2 separate regions of the Homo sapiens genome follow, and region 1 is linked to region 2. A link is a loop called in an ENCODE intact Hi-C map of the cell type or tissue named here. Cell type or tissue: endothelial cell of umbilical vein. All regions are shown on one strand. Each heading gives the region's core, and the rest is flanking DNA. Links, peaks and the distances in the headings are about the cores only. Region 1 overlaps METTL13 (methyltransferase 13, eEF1A N-terminus and K55). Region 2 holds the start of MYOC (myocilin).

Evidence for each region. Peaks named below come from ENCODE experiments on the same cell type or tissue, not always from the same donor. Only the 100,000 strongest peaks of a DNase experiment are listed, where the experiment ranks them.
Region 1: it touches region 2 in a loop (3-fold over the local background); 15 of 110 quality-filtered maps call a loop at or near these places.

Annotation. Positions count from the first base shown.
Region 1 is chr1:171,796,800-171,805,135 of GRCh38, reverse strand. METTL13 (methyltransferase 13, eEF1A N-terminus and K55) reads right to left here. Exons shown (of 8, transcript NM_015935.5): 8 at 7,420-8,336. It also overlaps the pseudogene RPS15P3. Among named protein-coding and RNA genes, the nearest start is that of METTL13, 19 kb to the right of the region's middle. In endothelial cell of umbilical vein, for the core only: a CTCF peak has its summit at 3,534 (motif pointing left); DNase peaks (open chromatin) are centred at 3,525 and 5,735.
Region 2 is chr1:171,651,999-171,660,334 of GRCh38, reverse strand. It overlaps MYOC (myocilin), which reads left to right and starts at 7,647. Exons shown (of 3, transcript NM_000261.2): 1 at 7,647-8,327. The coding sequence starts at 7,724. In endothelial cell of umbilical vein, for the core only: a CTCF peak has its summit at 4,663 (motif pointing left); DNase peaks (open chromatin) are centred at 4,744 and 5,064; H3K27ac peaks cover 1,210 bases; H3K27me3 peaks cover 469 bases.

The DNA of each region.
Region 1 (8,336 bases), core at 195-8,194, 140 kb before region 2:
TAGGAAATTTTTCTGTGGTCCATTTTTCAAATGGCCTGGGGCTTATTTATTCTCCTATAGGGAAGTAGATGCTGTGGTAGCCATGAGAAAATAGCTCTTCTGGTAAGGAGAGCGCTAGGTATGCAAACATTCAGTCAGCGGTACCCCTGAAATTTAACTTGAAAATTGCACCTAAAGGCTTCTGCAAATTAATAGCATTCAATGGGGGCTCAGCCTTCTTTCTCTGCAGGACATGCTAATATAGGAGCCTTAAAAATTAATAAATATAGTCTACATAACAGTCATACTTCGTACGAAAAGCACCTGCCACACATTAATGAAGCTGTCCTTTCATTTTTCTTCATTAAGTATAAGGCTTATGAACAAGGACATTTATTACTTTATTCATTACAGTACTCCTAGTGCGATAGAAAGGTGCCTGATACATAGTAGGCACTCCAACAAATGTTTATTGAATAAAAGAATCATTTAATAAAGTCCTTATGAGTTGAATCTGTATGCAATGCTTTGTAGTATTAAATGTATTGTAACCTTCCTTAACCAAAATAACAGCAACTTCATTTCCCCTAACAACTTTCTTTAAATACCCTCACAATTTCCTTCTTCCTTCCTGGGTAGTCTATTAGCATCCTCAGAAGACTGGTAGAGATCCAAGCTTTATTTTTGAGAATAAAAGCTGGAAATCATTATTTCCAGCTTTTTTCAGAGTTATAGATTAAATCTCAACAGAACCCAGGTGGGCTATAGGATTTGTTGACATGCTAAAGGGGCCCTGCAGAGTGCTGTACCATGTTGTAGGCATAGTACTGGTTCAGCTGAGATTTAATCTACAACTCTGAAATAACTATTTCCAGCTTTTATGAGAATAAACAGAGAAGATGGGCTATAGGACTTGTTTATGTGCTGAAGGGGCCCTGCAGAGTATTGTACCATCTTGCCTAGATAAATAAAAGATATCACTATATTGATTAGGTGTTTGTTTTATGCCTTCATTAAAGAACCAATCTTGGTTTGCCACTCTTGGTTTGTAGATAGAAACCAAGTTTCTTGGTTTCATAAATAGAACGAATCTGACTAATTAAAACCCTTAGCTCCACAAAATATTGCAATCATTCACATTTCCATGAGAAAAGACATTTTGTTATTTATTTATTTATTTAAGAAGTGTGTGTGCCTTTACTGGCTGAGCAGAATCCTTGAGGGTGGTGAAGCAGGAAGAGTGGGTGGCTCTGATGCCTGGCCGGGCAGTGCTTCACGAGCTTGTAGGTGATCGAGGTAATGGCCAATCCTCTCGGGCTTGCCCTCCACTTGGTTGAAGGCCTTGCCATTGTAGACGCCCACCATGCTACCCACCGTCTTGTCTCCCATCTCGGGCAGGATGATCATATCCTGCAGGTGCGCGTTCACCACCTCCAGCTTCTGCATAGGCAGTGCCCACTTCTTGCCCTTGCGCAGGCGCTTCAGCAGCGAGTGCTGCTTCTGCCACAGGCCACGGTGCAGCTTCATTCGCTGCTCGCATGACAAGTCCAGCAGTGGGTCGGGGTGCACGCCACAGGAGGTGAACTTGCAGAAGGTCTGCTTCTTCTGCTTTGCTGCTTTTTCTGCTCCACTTCTGCCATCTTGACTTTTTTTTAAAACAACATGCCTCAAAGATCTCCAGTGAAAGAAAAACCCAAACTGCCTCCCTTTTCAGTGCTAAAAGATAATATCCTATGGCAGCTATTTCTAGGCCTGTTTATTATCAGAATTGCTTGAGAGTTTTAAAAATGCAGATTCCTTGGCTCTACCTCTGTCCTACTCCATCACTCCCCCACCCCACCCCACACACACACACACCCAAGATTCTGACATAGTAGGTCTGGGATATGGTCCAGAATCAGTATATAGGAAATGGACCCCAGATGGTTTTGTTGTGCAACCGGATTTTGAAACCACCTTCTAAGCTGTGCTGCTATATAACAAAAAACGCCCAGAACTACTGACTACAAAACCAGGGACTCCTTTCCCCTTGTTCTAAAGAAGGGACTGTGTCTCCCAGCCTACCTGTCCTGCTAAATATGTAGGAGCTACAAGCTCAAATGCCTGCAGGACCAGGCATGTAACATAAATGCAGGAAACACACAGATGAGAGCAGTGGGGACTGTGGCAAACACCACCCATCCACAAGGCAAAGATGCTTGCCAGTTCCAGCCAAGTATGAACATGGGCCTGTCATCACAGGAGCTTCTAAATTCTCAAAAGAATCCAGAAATTTTATAGATTTTGTATAAAACGATTTTCTAATCGATAGATTTTATTTAAAATGTCTGGTGAAGGTTAAACACATCTGGGGTAGCATGTGGCCCAGAGCCCATGCACTTTGGGAGGCCAAACTCCTCACACTACTGCCATCCACTCAAAGGGCAAGGAGCTAAGGTGTGGGCTAGTGTGAAGGTGGGAGGGGAATATACTCCAATTACCAAGTGACTGCTGATGTTTGCATTTCAGAGCTAAGCCAGCAGTCATTAATGAGACTAGCATTAATGGTTCTCTGGTTCTGTGGGGTGGCACAAACAAAGCCCTTTTCGGCTATATATTCATTCCCCAAGGCTGCTGAAACAAATTACCACAAACTTGATGGCTTAAGACAACTGACATTTATTCTCTCACAACTGTAAAGGCCAGAAGTCTGCAAAGTGTCAGGAGGTGGGTCCCTCTGGAGGCTCTGAGGGAGAATCATTCCTTGCCTCTTTCCTAGCTTCTGGTAGCTGCTAGCAATCCTTGCTGTTCTTTGGCTTGCGGGGATGTCTCGCCAATCTGCCTCTGTCTTCATATGTCCTTCTCCCATCTCCCTTGTCTCATTTCCCCTTCCATTCTAAGTCCTTATCATTGGATTTAAGGTCCACTCCAATCCAATATAATCTCAGCTTGAGATTCTTAATTACATCTGCAAAGGCCCTTTTTCCAAATAAGCTCACATTCATAGGTTCTGGAGTTTAAGACTTAGATATTTCTTTTTAGAGCCACTATTCAACCCACTACAGACAGGTTTGCATTAAAAAATCCATTATTTCAATCAAATTTTACTTCTACCAACATTTATCTACCAATTTACTACTATGATAAAAATGACTTACATCTTGGCAGAAAACTTGAAGACATACCAGCTCAGGCCCAGATGCATGTTGTTACATTTTTTTCTTCTTATGTGCCACGAGCTTCATGTCTTACTAGCATTATTCCATTGCTGTATTTCCTGCCATTACTTCTAAAATCAGGGATGTAGGGGTAAAAGGATCTCTGCCTTATACAGGCTTCCACCACTGGAGAAAATGGTGCTGTCTCCATGTGCATGGACAGGAAACAGGTGATGGTGGAAGAGCAGAGGGCATAGGGTACTAGGTGAAGCAAGAGAACAACAAGTAAAGTAGAAGTCTGTCTTCATTGACCAGAGAAAGACACAGGAAATACGGCTCAGGTGAAAGAGCCCCTGGAAGTGCCAGGTTCCCAAGAATTTTTTACAGCCACCCAAGCACTTAAATGTGATTTCTAGTGCCATCTAGTGGGAAGCACAGGAACCAAGTGAGACGTGGGCTAGAAAAACAAAACCATGAGTCCAGCCTTCAGTCACTTTAAGGGGGCAGTTTTTATTGAGGCTGGATTTTTTTGTCTGCCTAGCAAGAGGATCTAAGAAGACTCTAAGCAAACATCTGACCATCTTGTATGCTGCCCTTACACTTTATGCACAGGTGGTTGCTGAAGTCATCCACGTGCTGTGTAATTTGTTCTCCCCAGCTAGTTGGTGAGCAGAAGCTATCTTTCCTCTTTTTATCAACACAAGCACAGTGTCTGGCACAGAACAACCTCTCCAAAAAAATGCCAGTTGGGTATATAAAAAAGAAAAATCCAACTTAATGGTTTTTATTATCGACCATTTAGCTGTTAACAAATCTGCAGGAATCAAATGGCAAGACAAGCCACAAGAGGGAAACTGTATGACTTATGGTTTACTAGACTTTGAGCTTTATTAAGCAGTCCTTAGGAGGTACACTCAGGGCCCAATTATAGCAGGGAGTGAGGCTGCTGTGCCCCATGGAGGAAATCGTCCAATGCAACAAGCTGACTCCTCACACTACTGCCATCACTCAAAGGGCAAAGAGCTAAGGTGTGGGCTAATGTGAAGGTCGGAGGGGAGTATGTTCCAATTACCAAGTGACTGCTGATGTTTGCATTTCAGAGCTAAGCCAGCAGTCATTAATGAGACTAGCTGGCAATTCCTTCCTCCTTACCTTGTGACATATCCATCCACAGAACCTCTTCTCCAGGGGTCCTCAATTTTGGCTGCAAAACAGCATCCATCACCTGGAAAGCTTTTTTAAAATTCTTATGCACAGGCTGCACCCCAGACCAATTAAATCAGAGTCTGTGGGGGTGGGGCCAGGCCTAGGCATTTTTTTAAAGCTTCCCAGATATATTCAATTTCTATGGCTGCTGTAAAGTTACTACAAATTTAGCGGCTTAAAACAACACAAATTCTTATCTTATAGTTCCGTATCAGGAGTCCAAAATGGGTCTCACTGAGCTACATTGAAGGTATTGGTAGAGTTGCACTCCCTGCTGGAAGCTCTAGGGAAGCTCTAGTTTTCTTACCTTCTCCAGCTTCTAGAGGCTGCCCATGTTCCTTAGCTAGTGGCCTATGGTCTTCAAAGCCAGCAATGACTGGTGAGTCTTCCTCACATTGCTTCACTCTTGACACTGAGTCTTCTGCCTGCCTCTTCCACATTTTAAGACCCTTGAGATTACGTGGAGTCCACCCAGTGTCTGTATCTGATTACTCAGAATAATCTCCCTATTTTAAAGACAGCTCATTAGCAACATCAAATCCATCTGCTACATTAATTTCCCTTTGTTGTGTAGTGTAACATAACATTCATAGGTTGCAAGGATTAGGACATGGACATCTTTGGGAGAACATTATTCTGCTTACCATATCCAATGACTCCAATGTGCAGCTGAGAATAACTGCTGGTTCTGCCAGGCACTGTGGCTCATATCTGTAATCCTAGCACTTTGGGAGGCCAAGGCAGGCAGATTGCTTGAGCCCAGCAGTTCGAGACCAGCCTGGACAACATGGTGAAACCCTGTCACTACCAATAACACAAAAATGAGCTGGGCATGGTGGTGTGCGCCTATAGTCCCAGCTACTCAGGAGGCTGAGGCAAGAGGACTGCTTGAGCCTGGGAGGCAGAGGTGGCAGTGAGCCAAAATCATACCACTTCACTCCAGTCTGGACAACAGAGTGAGACCCTGTCTCAAAAAAAAAAAAAAAATAACTACTGGTCTACCCAATCCATAAGAAGACAGACTTAGAGAAGAGGCCCAGTTAGCAGGCAGCCATGACAGAAGACTGGAGGCACACACTGAAAAATTGGTGAGGGACAAGGGCAAAAAGGCAGAGAAGGGCAATAGGCAGGCTTACCAATTTTACATTGTCACAGAACTTTTTTAGGATGGGGGGAGGGGCGAGGGCACAAACTGTCATGTGATTTATTCTCATTCAGTTCTCTGATAGTCCTGGGAAGCTAAATTGTACACTCTCCCAAGGATGATGGGACCATCCCCACTCAGCTGTAGCCATTAAAGAAAATTGAGGTCATAGATAAGACTTTTCCAGACTTTTGTAACTCATTGCTATCAGCTTGCTCCTTGTTTTGTACTCAGAAGCTGGGTGCATGCCAGATTCTCAGGAATTCCATAGGCTATCTCCCCTATAATCTCTCTATGCAAAATAGATTATAACTTGAAAATGTATACTGATTGGCCAACATTTTAATGTCAACACACACACACACACACACACACACACACGCACACACGCACGAGATTTCTGGCTTCTCTTAAAGACCTAGCTATGCTAAGACAGTGCTCCTGCAAGACAGCTCAGCTGGGACAGCCGCTGCCTTTAGAGGGGATATTTATTCTCTGGTTTGCCACAGGTCTCATCCTAGCCTTTTTGTTTTATACCTGGCTCACTCACTCCACATATTTGTTACTTGCTTGGTCTGGTAGGCATTGAAGCTTCTAACCCTCCCCCCTCCTCTAGAGCGCTCACCCCTAAAGTTAGGCAAAATTCCCATAAGGAACCATTTGCTTGTCATTAAGGCAAAAGTGAAAAGCTCTCCAGTGGAAAAGATGGGATTCAGGCCAATGGCTGTCTGTACACACACCACTTTCCTCACAATCCAGCAAGCTCCAGAGGGGAGTCAGACTAGGGTTTGAGTAAGCAGGCTGCAGCCACCAAGTGTTCTGGTGAACACACTGGTCTTCGTTGGTACAAATTTCATTTGTAGGAAATTAAGCCGAAAACTGCCTCACTTCTGTCCCTTGGTCTTTCTCCAGCCTTCAGCACATAACCAATTTCCTTCTTCTTTTATACTTAAGTCTTGATAATCATCACCCATGAGTGTCTCTTCCCACCTCCAAATGTGGGAAGCGACATGTAAATTCGTGCCTCTGTAGACCATTGCCCCTAAGATTTAACTGAGACCTTATTCTGATAACGCCTAGAGCTTGGCCATGCCACCCAAATGTGCTGCTCCAAACTCTGCACAGCATGAGGGTGATCTGACCAAGGACAGGCAGATGAGCTCCTCTGACTCAGACCCTGGGCCTCCATAACCCATCCTGACACTGCACAAGCTCAAGAGAAAAAAAAAAAATAGAGTGGCCAGGCACAGTGGCTCATGCCTGTAATCTCAACACTTTGGGAGGCCAAGGCAGGTGGATGTCTCTACAAAAAATGAGCCAGGTATGGTGGTACATGCTGTAGTCCCAGCTACCTGGAAGGCTGAGAGTTGGGAGGATCATCTGAGCCCAAAAGGTCAAGGCTGCGGTGAGCCGTGATGGTGCCAATGCACTCCAGCCTGGGTGACAGAGACCTTGTCTCAAAAACAAGGAAGAAAAAAGAAAGGACTTGCCAAGTAAGGTCCTCTGGGGTACACAGACCTGACATGAGGGATAATCTTCCCGTTACGGGGTTCCAGGGGAAGATCCCCTCCTAAAGAAAGAGAACCAAGTATTTCTAATGGGTAAGATCTAAAAACACTTCTCTGCACTCCCTCCTCTCCTTAACAGACTGACACTACTTTCTAAGGATGACAACCTAACTGAAATACAGACAGTCTCTGACTTACAATTTTTCAAGTTTACAATGGGTTATCAGGGTATTAAATGCATTTTCTACTTATGATGGATTTATCAGGATATAACCCCATCGTAGGCTGAAGAGCATCTGTATGCTTCAACTGAAAGGTCAGGGTCCATTTTTAAAGGGCCTGTGGAAAGAAGAGCCAGGTGGTGAATGGTGACAATGCCTATTTTCCATGGCACTGCTCATTAAGTCAACCTCGGTATAATTAGGAAAGACAAAATTCAAGCCAGTCTTGGAATCATTGGTTTAATGGTTCTGAATAAATGGTTAAGATTGATGTTTCCAGCCAAGTGAGATTTGGGTTTAGATATAGTTTGGGCTTAAGTATCCTTTATCTCAGATTAAATGAGACAGTGCATGTAAACCACTTAGAAGAATGCCTGGAACACATTAACTTTCATTACTAATGTTTTTGGTCATTCTTAAACATTTTCACTTCTGCCACCACCCTTTATGCAGTCTGGCACATAGCTGTCACTCAGCAAATGTGAGCAAACAAACACTAGAGACTTTAGTCTGCCAGGTCTCTAACATGCAAAGCCATGGGGCCAGGTCCATACACTCCCTCCACTGAGAAAAAGACAAATGGCTTAGGCTACAAGGTTTGGGTCACCAAGGAAAGCTGTCAAATAATGAAGTGGGTAAGCAGATTCCTAAAAATTGGAACCATTTCAGCAGCAGTTTCATCCACAGGGAGACAGAGTAAATGCTCTCTCAAATCTGTCTCACATCTATAGAAACCTTACTCTATTTATGGTCTTTTGGCATCTTGCTCTGCTATCTCACTTGAGATCACTCCTATAGAACTAATAGAGGAATAAATCAAAAGCAAACCAGTATAAGTAGAGACGCAATAAAATTTGGATGTCTTGAGTTCTGAGGGGCTTGCACACACTTGTTAAGGCATGCAGTGTGTGCTAGGGGCTTCAGCAGGGAACTCCACTCAAGGACGTGGTGTAGGAAGCAAAGACAAACCAACCCAAGTGGTACTGAAGAGGACAAGATGGGAAGGACATTTTTATTTTCCCTAATCTTCAGGCAACCTCACCAAGCTGGAGGTCACATGTAGCTGAGTGTGAAACCAAGAAAAATACGAAGCTTCAAAAGTACTGTGCGTTGTATTTCTTCATTCTCTGGCAGGCTGGGA
Region 2 (8,336 bases), core at 143-8,142:
ATTTAAAGTGTGTGGCACCTCCCCCCAACCCACTCTCTCTCTCACTCCTGCTCCTGCCATGTGAGATTCCTGCTCCCTCTTTGCCTTCTGCCATGAGTGTAAGCCTCCTGAGGCCTCCCCAGAAGCAGAGGCTGGCGCTGTGCTTCCTGTGCAGCCTACAGAACTGTGAGCCAATTAAACCTCTTTTCTTTATAAATTATCCAGCCTCAGGCATTTCTTTATAGTAATGCAACAGTGGACTAAAGCCCCCTCCCCCGTCACACTCTTTCCCATTTCTCTAAAGAAACTTGAAACATTTCCCTAAAGAAACTCTGTACCTTGGAAGTAAGGTGGGAGAAGCTCTGTGCTGCACCTAAAGGAGATTACTGCCAGCAGCCTTCACAAAGACTCAGAATGAGTCTGTAGCTGCCCTCAGGTTGGCCCAAGACTCCACTAGCACCGGGTCTCCCCACAGCTGCTCATGGTTTCCACTCTGGTCCTGTACAGCATAGGACACATAATCCCACACCACAGGGCAAGCCCAAGGCAGATGTCCTGCATATGTTTGGGCAAATCTAGTCCTCAAGTTGCTAGTAAATAGATTGGGTGAAAGAAAAATATCTGAAGAGCCTCCATAAATTTTTTTTTTTTTTTTTTGAGACGGAGTCTCATTCTGTCGCCCAGGCTGGAGTGCAGTGGTGCCATCTTGGCTCTCTGCAACCTCCACCTCCTGGGTTCAAATGATTCTCCTGCCTCAGCCTCCTGAGTAGTTGGGATTACAGGCACCCGCCACCATGTCTGGCTAATTTTTGTATTTTTAGTAGAGTTGGGGTTTTGCCATGTTGGCCAGGCTGCTCTCAAACTCCTGACTTCAGGTGATCTGCCTGCCTTGACCTCCCAGAGTGCTAGGATCACAGGCATGAGCCACCACGCCCGGTCTAAAGTTCATTCTATTTTTTTTTTTTTTTTTTTTTAGATGGGAGTCTTGCTCTGCCACCAAGGCTGGAGTACAGTGGCACAATCTTGGCTCACTGCAACCTCCGCCTCCCAGGTTCAAATGATTCTCCTGCCTCAGCCTCCCAAGTAGCTGGCATTATAGGTGCACGTCACCACGCCCAGCTAATTTTTGTATTTTTACTAAAGACAGGGTTTCACCATGTTGGTCAGGCTGGTCTCAAACTCCTGACCTCAGGTGATCCACTCACCTTGGCCTCCCAAAGTGCTGGGATTACAGGCGTGAGCCACCACGCCCGGCCTAAAGTTCATACTTGAGGGCTTTCCTACAACAGCATAATATTTAGAAATTAGATGGCATTAGAAGGCTGTATTTCAGCTATATGATCGGCTATATATATAGTTACTGGGAAAATTGTCAGTACCAAAATGGAGTCACCTATATCAAATCCTAACAAAATAGAGTCAAGAGGCCTGGCGCGGTGGCTCACGCCTGTAATCCCAGCACTTTGGGAGGCTGAGGCAGGTGGATCACGAGGTCAGGAGATCGAGACCATCCTGGCTAACACGATGAAACCCCGTCTCTACTAAAAATACAAAAAATTAGCCAGGCATGCTGGCGGGCACCTGTAGTCCCAGCTACTTGGGAGGCTGAGGCAGGAGAATGGTGTGAACCTGGGAGGCGGCTTGCAGTGAGCTGAGATCGCACCACTGCACTCCAGCCTGGGCGAAAGAGCAAGACTCCGTCTCAAAAAAACAAACAAACAACCAAAAAACAAAATAGAGTCAACAGGCCAAGAAAATAGAGTCAAAAGGCCCTCACACATATATACCCTATAACAGGAACTGTGACAAAAGACTTTTCCAACTGAACTTTCCTGTTAAGCCACTTCTATGAAGACCCTTTCGTAGCCATAGCCAGTACCACCAATGAACAAACGTCACCACCTGCAATAAGTCCCTGTAACCAATAGTATTTGTTTCAAAACAGTTTATGTGGACTTCTCCTTTTTGCCTTTAAAATCTTGCCCTTGCCCAAACCCCTCAGATGCACCTGGGGTTTGCCACAGCACACATATCCTGAATCGCAATCCCTTGCTATTCCTGAATAAACTCTTTGTTTTGGGGAGTTGGTCACTCTGTAGCTCATTTTAGGTTGACTGACTCTCTGTCTCTGTCTCTGTCTCTCTCTCTCTCTCTCTCTCTCTCTCTCTCTCTCTCTCTATATATATATATATATATATATATATATGTATATTCATATATATAGTATATATGTGCGTATGTATATAGAGAGAGATATATAGTTTGTGTATATATCTATACACACACACACACACACACACACACACACACACACACATACACATAGCTATATGGACTATCTATGTGACCTTAAATAAATCAGTTAATTATTCTGATCCACAGTTTCTCCACTTGTAAAGGAAGAATTCTGATCTTTGTTCAGTTTACCTCAGGGCTATTATGAAATGAAATGAGATAACCAATGTGAAAGTCCTATAAACTGTATAGCCTCCATTCGGATGTATGTCTTTGGCAGGATGATAAAGAATCAGGAAGAAGGAGTATCCACGTTAGCCAAGTGTCCAGGCTGTGTCTGCTCTTATTTTAGTGACAGATGTTGCTCCTGACAGAAGCTATTCTTCAGGAAACATCACATCCAATATGGTAAATCCATCAAACAGGAGCTAAGAAACAGGAATGAGATGGGCACTTGCCCAAGGAAAAATGCCAGGAGAGCAAATAATGATGAAAAATAAACTTTTCCCTTTGTTTTTAATTTCAGGAAAAAATGATGAGGACCAAAATCAATGAATAAGGAAAACAGCTCAGAAAAAAGATGTTTCCAAATTGGTAATTAAGTATTTGTTCCTTGGGAAGAGACCTCCATGTGAGCTTGATGGGAAAATGGGAAAAACGTCAAAAGCATGATCTGATCAGATCCCAAAGTGGATTATTATTTTAAAAACCAGATGGCATCACTCTGGGGAGGCAAGTTCAGGAAGGTCATGTTAGCAAAGGACATAACAATAACAGCAAAATCAAAATTCCGCAAATGCAGGAGGAAAATGGGGACTGGGAAAGCTTTCATAACAGTGATTAGGCAGTTGACCATGTTCGCAACACCTCCCCGTCTATACCAGGGAACACAAAAATTGACTGGGCTAAGCCTGGACTTTCAAGGGAAATATGAAAAACTGAGAGCAAAACAAAAGACATGGTTAAAAGGCAACCAGAACATTGTGAGCCTTCAAAGCAGCAGTGCCCCTCAGCAGGGACCCTGAGGCATTTGCCTTTAGGAAGGCCAGTTTTCTTAAGGAATCTTAAGAAACTCTTGAAAGATCATGAATTTTAACCATTTTAAGTATAAAACAAATATGCGATGCATAATCAGTTTAGACATGGGTCCCAATTTTATAAAGTCAGGCATACAAGGATAACGTGTCCCAGCTCCGGATAGGTCAGAAATCATTAGAAATCACTGTGTCCCCATCCTAACTTTTTCAGAATGATCTGTCATAGCCCTCACACACAGGCCCGATGTGTCTGACCTACAACCACATCTACAACCCAAGTGCCTCAACCATTGTTAACGTGTCATCTCAGTAGGTCCCATTACAAATGCCACCTCCCCTGTGCAGCCCATCCCGCTCCACAGGAAGTCTCCCCACTCTAGACTTCTGCATCACGATGTTACAGCCAGAAGCTCCGTGAGGGTGAGGGTCTGTGTCTTACACCTACCTGTATGCTCTACACCTGAGCTCACTGCAACCTCTGCCTCCCAGGTTCAAGCAATTCTCCTGTCTCAGCCTCCCGCGTAGCTGGGACTACAGGCGCACGCCCGGCTAATTTTTGTATTGTTAGTAGAGATGGGGTTTCACCATATTAGCCCGGCTGGTCTTGAACTCCTGACCTCAGGTGATCCACCCACCTCAGCCTCCTAAAGTGCTGGGATTACAGGCATGAGTCACCGCGCCCGGCCAAGGGTCAGTGTTTAATAAGGAATAACTTGAATGGTTTACTAAACCAACAGGGAAACAGACAAAAGCTGTGATAATTTCAGGGATTCTTGGGATGGGGAATGGTGCCATGAGCTGCCTGCCTAGTCCCAGACCACTGGTCCTCATCACTTTCTTCCCTCATCCTCATTTTCAGGCTAAGTTACCATTTTATTCACCATGCTTTTGTGGTAAGCCTCCACATCGTTACTGAAATAAGAGTATACATAAACTAGTTCCATTTGGGGCCATCTGTGTGTGTGTATAGGGGAGGAGGGCATACCCCAGAGACTCCTTGAAGCCCCCGGCAGAGGTTTCCTCTCCAGCTGGGGGAGCCCTGCAAGCACCCGGGGTCCTGGGTGTCCTGAGCAACCTGCCAGCCCGTGCCACTGGTTGTTTTGTTATCACTCTCTAGGGACCTGTTGCTTTCTATTTCTGTGTGACTCGTTCATTCATCCAGGCATTCATTGACAATTTATTGAGTACTTATATCTGCCAGACACCAGAGACAAAATGGTGAGCAAAGCAGTCACTGCCCTACCTTCGTGGAGGTGACAGTTTCTCATGGAAGACGTGCAGAAGAAAATTAATAGCCAGCCAACTTAAACCCAGTGCTGAAAGAAAGGAAATAAACACCATCTTGAAGAATTGTGCGCAGCATCCCTTAACAAGGCCACCTCCCTAGCGCCCCCTGCTGCCTCCATCGTGCCCGGAGGCCCCCAAGCCCGAGTCTTCCAAGCCTCCTCCTCCATCAGTCACAGCGCTGCAGCTGGCCTGCCTCGCTTCCCGTGAATCGTCCTGGTGCATCTGAGCTGGAGACTCCTTGGCTCCAGGCTCCAGAAAGGAAATGGAGAGGGAAACTAGTCTAACGGAGAATCTGGAGGGGACAGTGTTTCCTCAGAGGGAAAGGGGCCTCCACGTCCAGGAGAATTCCAGGAGGTGGGGACTGCAGGGAGTGGGGACGCTGGGGCTGAGCGGGTGCTGAAAGGCAGGAAGGTGAAAAGGGCAAGGCTGAAGCTGCCCAGATGTTCAGTGTTGTTCACGGGGCTGGGAGTTTTCCGTTGCTTCCTGTGAGCCTTTTTATCTTTTCTCTGCTTGGAGGAGAAGAAGTCTATTTCATGAAGGGATGCAGTTTCATAAAGTCAGCTGTTAAAATTCCAGGGTGTGCATGGGTTTTCCTTCACGAAGGCCTTTATTTAATGGGAATATAGGAAGCGAGCTCATTTCCTAGGCCGTTAATTCACGGAAGAAGTGACTGGAGTCTTTTCTTTCATGTCTTCTGGGCAACTACTCAGCCCTGTGGTGGACTTGGCTTATGCAAGACGGTCGAAAACCTTGGAATCAGGAGACTCGGTTTTCTTTCTGGTTCTGCCATTGGTTGGCTGTGCGACCGTGGGCAAGTGTCTCTCCTTCCCTGGGCCATAGTCTTCTCTGCTATAAAGACCCTTGCAGCTCTCGTGTTCTGTGAACACTTCCCTGTGATTCTCTGTGAGGGGGGATGTTGAGAGGGGAAGGAGGCAGAGCTGGAGCAGCTGAGCCACAGGGGAGGTGGAGGGGGACAGGAAGGCAGGCAGAAGCTGGGTGCTCCATCAGTCCTCACTGATCACGTCAGACTCCAGGACCGAGAGCCACAATGCTTCAGGAAAGCTCAATGAACCCAACAGCCACATTTTCCTTCCCTAAGCATAGACAATGGCATTTGCCAATAACCAAAAAGAATGCAGAGACTAACTGGTGGTAGCTTTTGCCTGGCATTCAAAAACTGGGCCAGAGCAAGTGGAAAATGCCAGAGATTGTTAAACTTTTCACCCTGACCAGCACCCCACGCAGCTCAGCAGTGACTGCTGACAGCACGGAGTGACCTGCAGCGCAGGGGAGGAGAAGAAAAAGAGAGGGATAGTGTATGAGCAAGAAAGACAGATTCATTCAAGGGCAGTGGGAATTGACCACAGGGATTATAGTCCACGTGATCCTGGGTTCTAGGAGGCAGGGCTATATTGTGGGGGGAAAAAATCAGTTCAAGGGAAGTCGGGAGACCTGATTTCTAATACTATATTTTTCCTTTACAAGCTGAGTAATTCTGAGCAAGTCACAAGGTAGTAACTGAGGCTGTAAGATTACTTAGTTTCTCCTTATTAGGAACTCTTTTTCTCTGTGGAGTTAGCAGCACAAGGGCAATCCCGTTTCTTTTAACAGGAAGAAAACATTCCTAAGAGTAAAGCCAAACAGATTCAAGCCTAGGTCTTGCTGACTATATGATTGGTTTTTTGAAAAATCATTTCAGCGATGTTTACTATCTGATTCAGAAAATGAGACTAGTACCCTTTGGTCAGCTGTAAACAAACACCCATTTGTAAATGTCTCAAGTTCAGGCTTAACTGCAGAACCAATCAAATAAGAATAGAATCTTTAGAGCAAACTGTGTTTCTCCACTCTGGAGGTGAGTCTGCCAGGGCAGTTTGGAAATATTTACTTCACAAGTATTGACACTGTTGTTGGTATTAACAACATAAAGTTGCTCAAAGGCAATCATTATTTCAAGTGGCTTAAAGTTACTTCTGACAGTTTTGGTATATTTATTGGCTATTGCCATTTGCTTTTTGTTTTTTCTCTTTGGGTTTATTAATGTAAAGCAGGGATTATTAACCTACAGTCCAGAAAGCCTGTGAATTTGAATGAGGAAAAAATTACATTTTTGTTTTTACCACCTTCTAACTAAATTTAACATTTTATTCCATTGCGAATAGAGCCATAAACTCAAAGTGGTAATAACAGTACCTGTGATTTTGTCATTACCAATAGAAATCACAGACATTTTATACTATATTACAGTTGTTGCAGATACGTTGTAAGTGAAATATTTATACTCAAAACTACTTTGAAATTAGACCTCCTGCTGGATCTTGTTTTTAACATATTAATAAAACATGTTTAAAATTTTGATATTTTGATAATCATATTTCATTATCATTTGTTTCCTTTGTAATCTATATTTTATATATTTGAAAACATCTTTCTGAGAAGAGTTCCCCAGATTTCACCAATGAGGTTCTTGGCATGCACACACACAGAGTAAGAACTGATTTAGAGGCTAACATTGACATTGGTGCCTGAGATGCAAGACTGAAATTAGAAAGTTCTCCCAAAGATACACAGTTGTTTTAAAGCTAGGGGTGAGGGGGGAAATCTGCCGCTTCTATAGGAATGCTCTCCCTGGAGCCTGGTAGGGTGCTGTCCTTGTGTTCTGGCTGGCTGTTATTTTTCTCTGTCCCTGCTACGTCTTAAAGGACTTGTTTGGATCTCCAGTTCCTAGCATAGTGCCTGGCACAGTGCAGGTTCTCAATGAGTTTGCAGAGTGAATGGAAATATAAACTAGAAATATATCCTTGTTGAAATCAGCACACCAGTAGTCCTGGTGTAAGTGTGTGTACGTGTGTGTGTGTGTGTGTGTGTGTGTAAAACCAGGTGGAGATATAGGAACTATTATTGGGGTATGGGTGCATAAATTGGGATGTTCTTTTTAAAAAGAAACTCCAAACAGACTTCTGGAAGGTTATTTTCTAAGAATCTTGCTGGCAGCGTGAAGGCAACCCCCCTGTGCACAGCCCCACCCAGCCTCACGTGGCCACCTCTGTCTTCCCCCATGAAGGGCTGGCTCCCCAGTATATATAAACCTCTCTGGAGCTCGGGCATGAGCCAGCAAGGCCACCCATCCAGGCACCTCTCAGCACAGCAGAGCTTTCCAGAGGAAGCCTCACCAAGCCTCTGCAATGAGGTTCTTCTGTGCACGTTGCTGCAGCTTTGGGCCTGAGATGCCAGCTGTCCAGCTGCTGCTTCTGGCCTGCCTGGTGTGGGATGTGGGGGCCAGGACAGCTCAGCTCAGGAAGGCCAATGACCAGAGTGGCCGATGCCAGTATACCTTCAGTGTGGCCAGTCCCAATGAATCCAGCTGCCCAGAGCAGAGCCAGGCCATGTCAGTCATCCATAACTTACAGAGAGACAGCAGCACCCAACGCTTAGACCTGGAGGCCACCAAAGCTCGACTCAGCTCCCTGGAGAGCCTCCTCCACCAATTGACCTTGGACCAGGCTGCCAGGCCCCAGGAGACCCAGGAGGGGCTGCAGAGGGAGCTGGGCACCCTGAGGCGGGAGCGGGACCAGCTGGAAACCCAAACCAGAGAGTTGGAGACTGCCTACAGCAACCTCCTCCGAGACAAGTCAGTTCTGGAGGAAGAGAAGAAGCGACTAAGGCAAGAAAATGAGAATCTGGCCAGGAGGTTGGAAAGCAGCAGCCAGGAGGTAGCAAGGCTGAGAAGGGGCCAGTGTCCCCAGACCCGAGACACTGCTCGGGCTGTGCCACCAGGCTCCAGAGAAGGTAAGAATG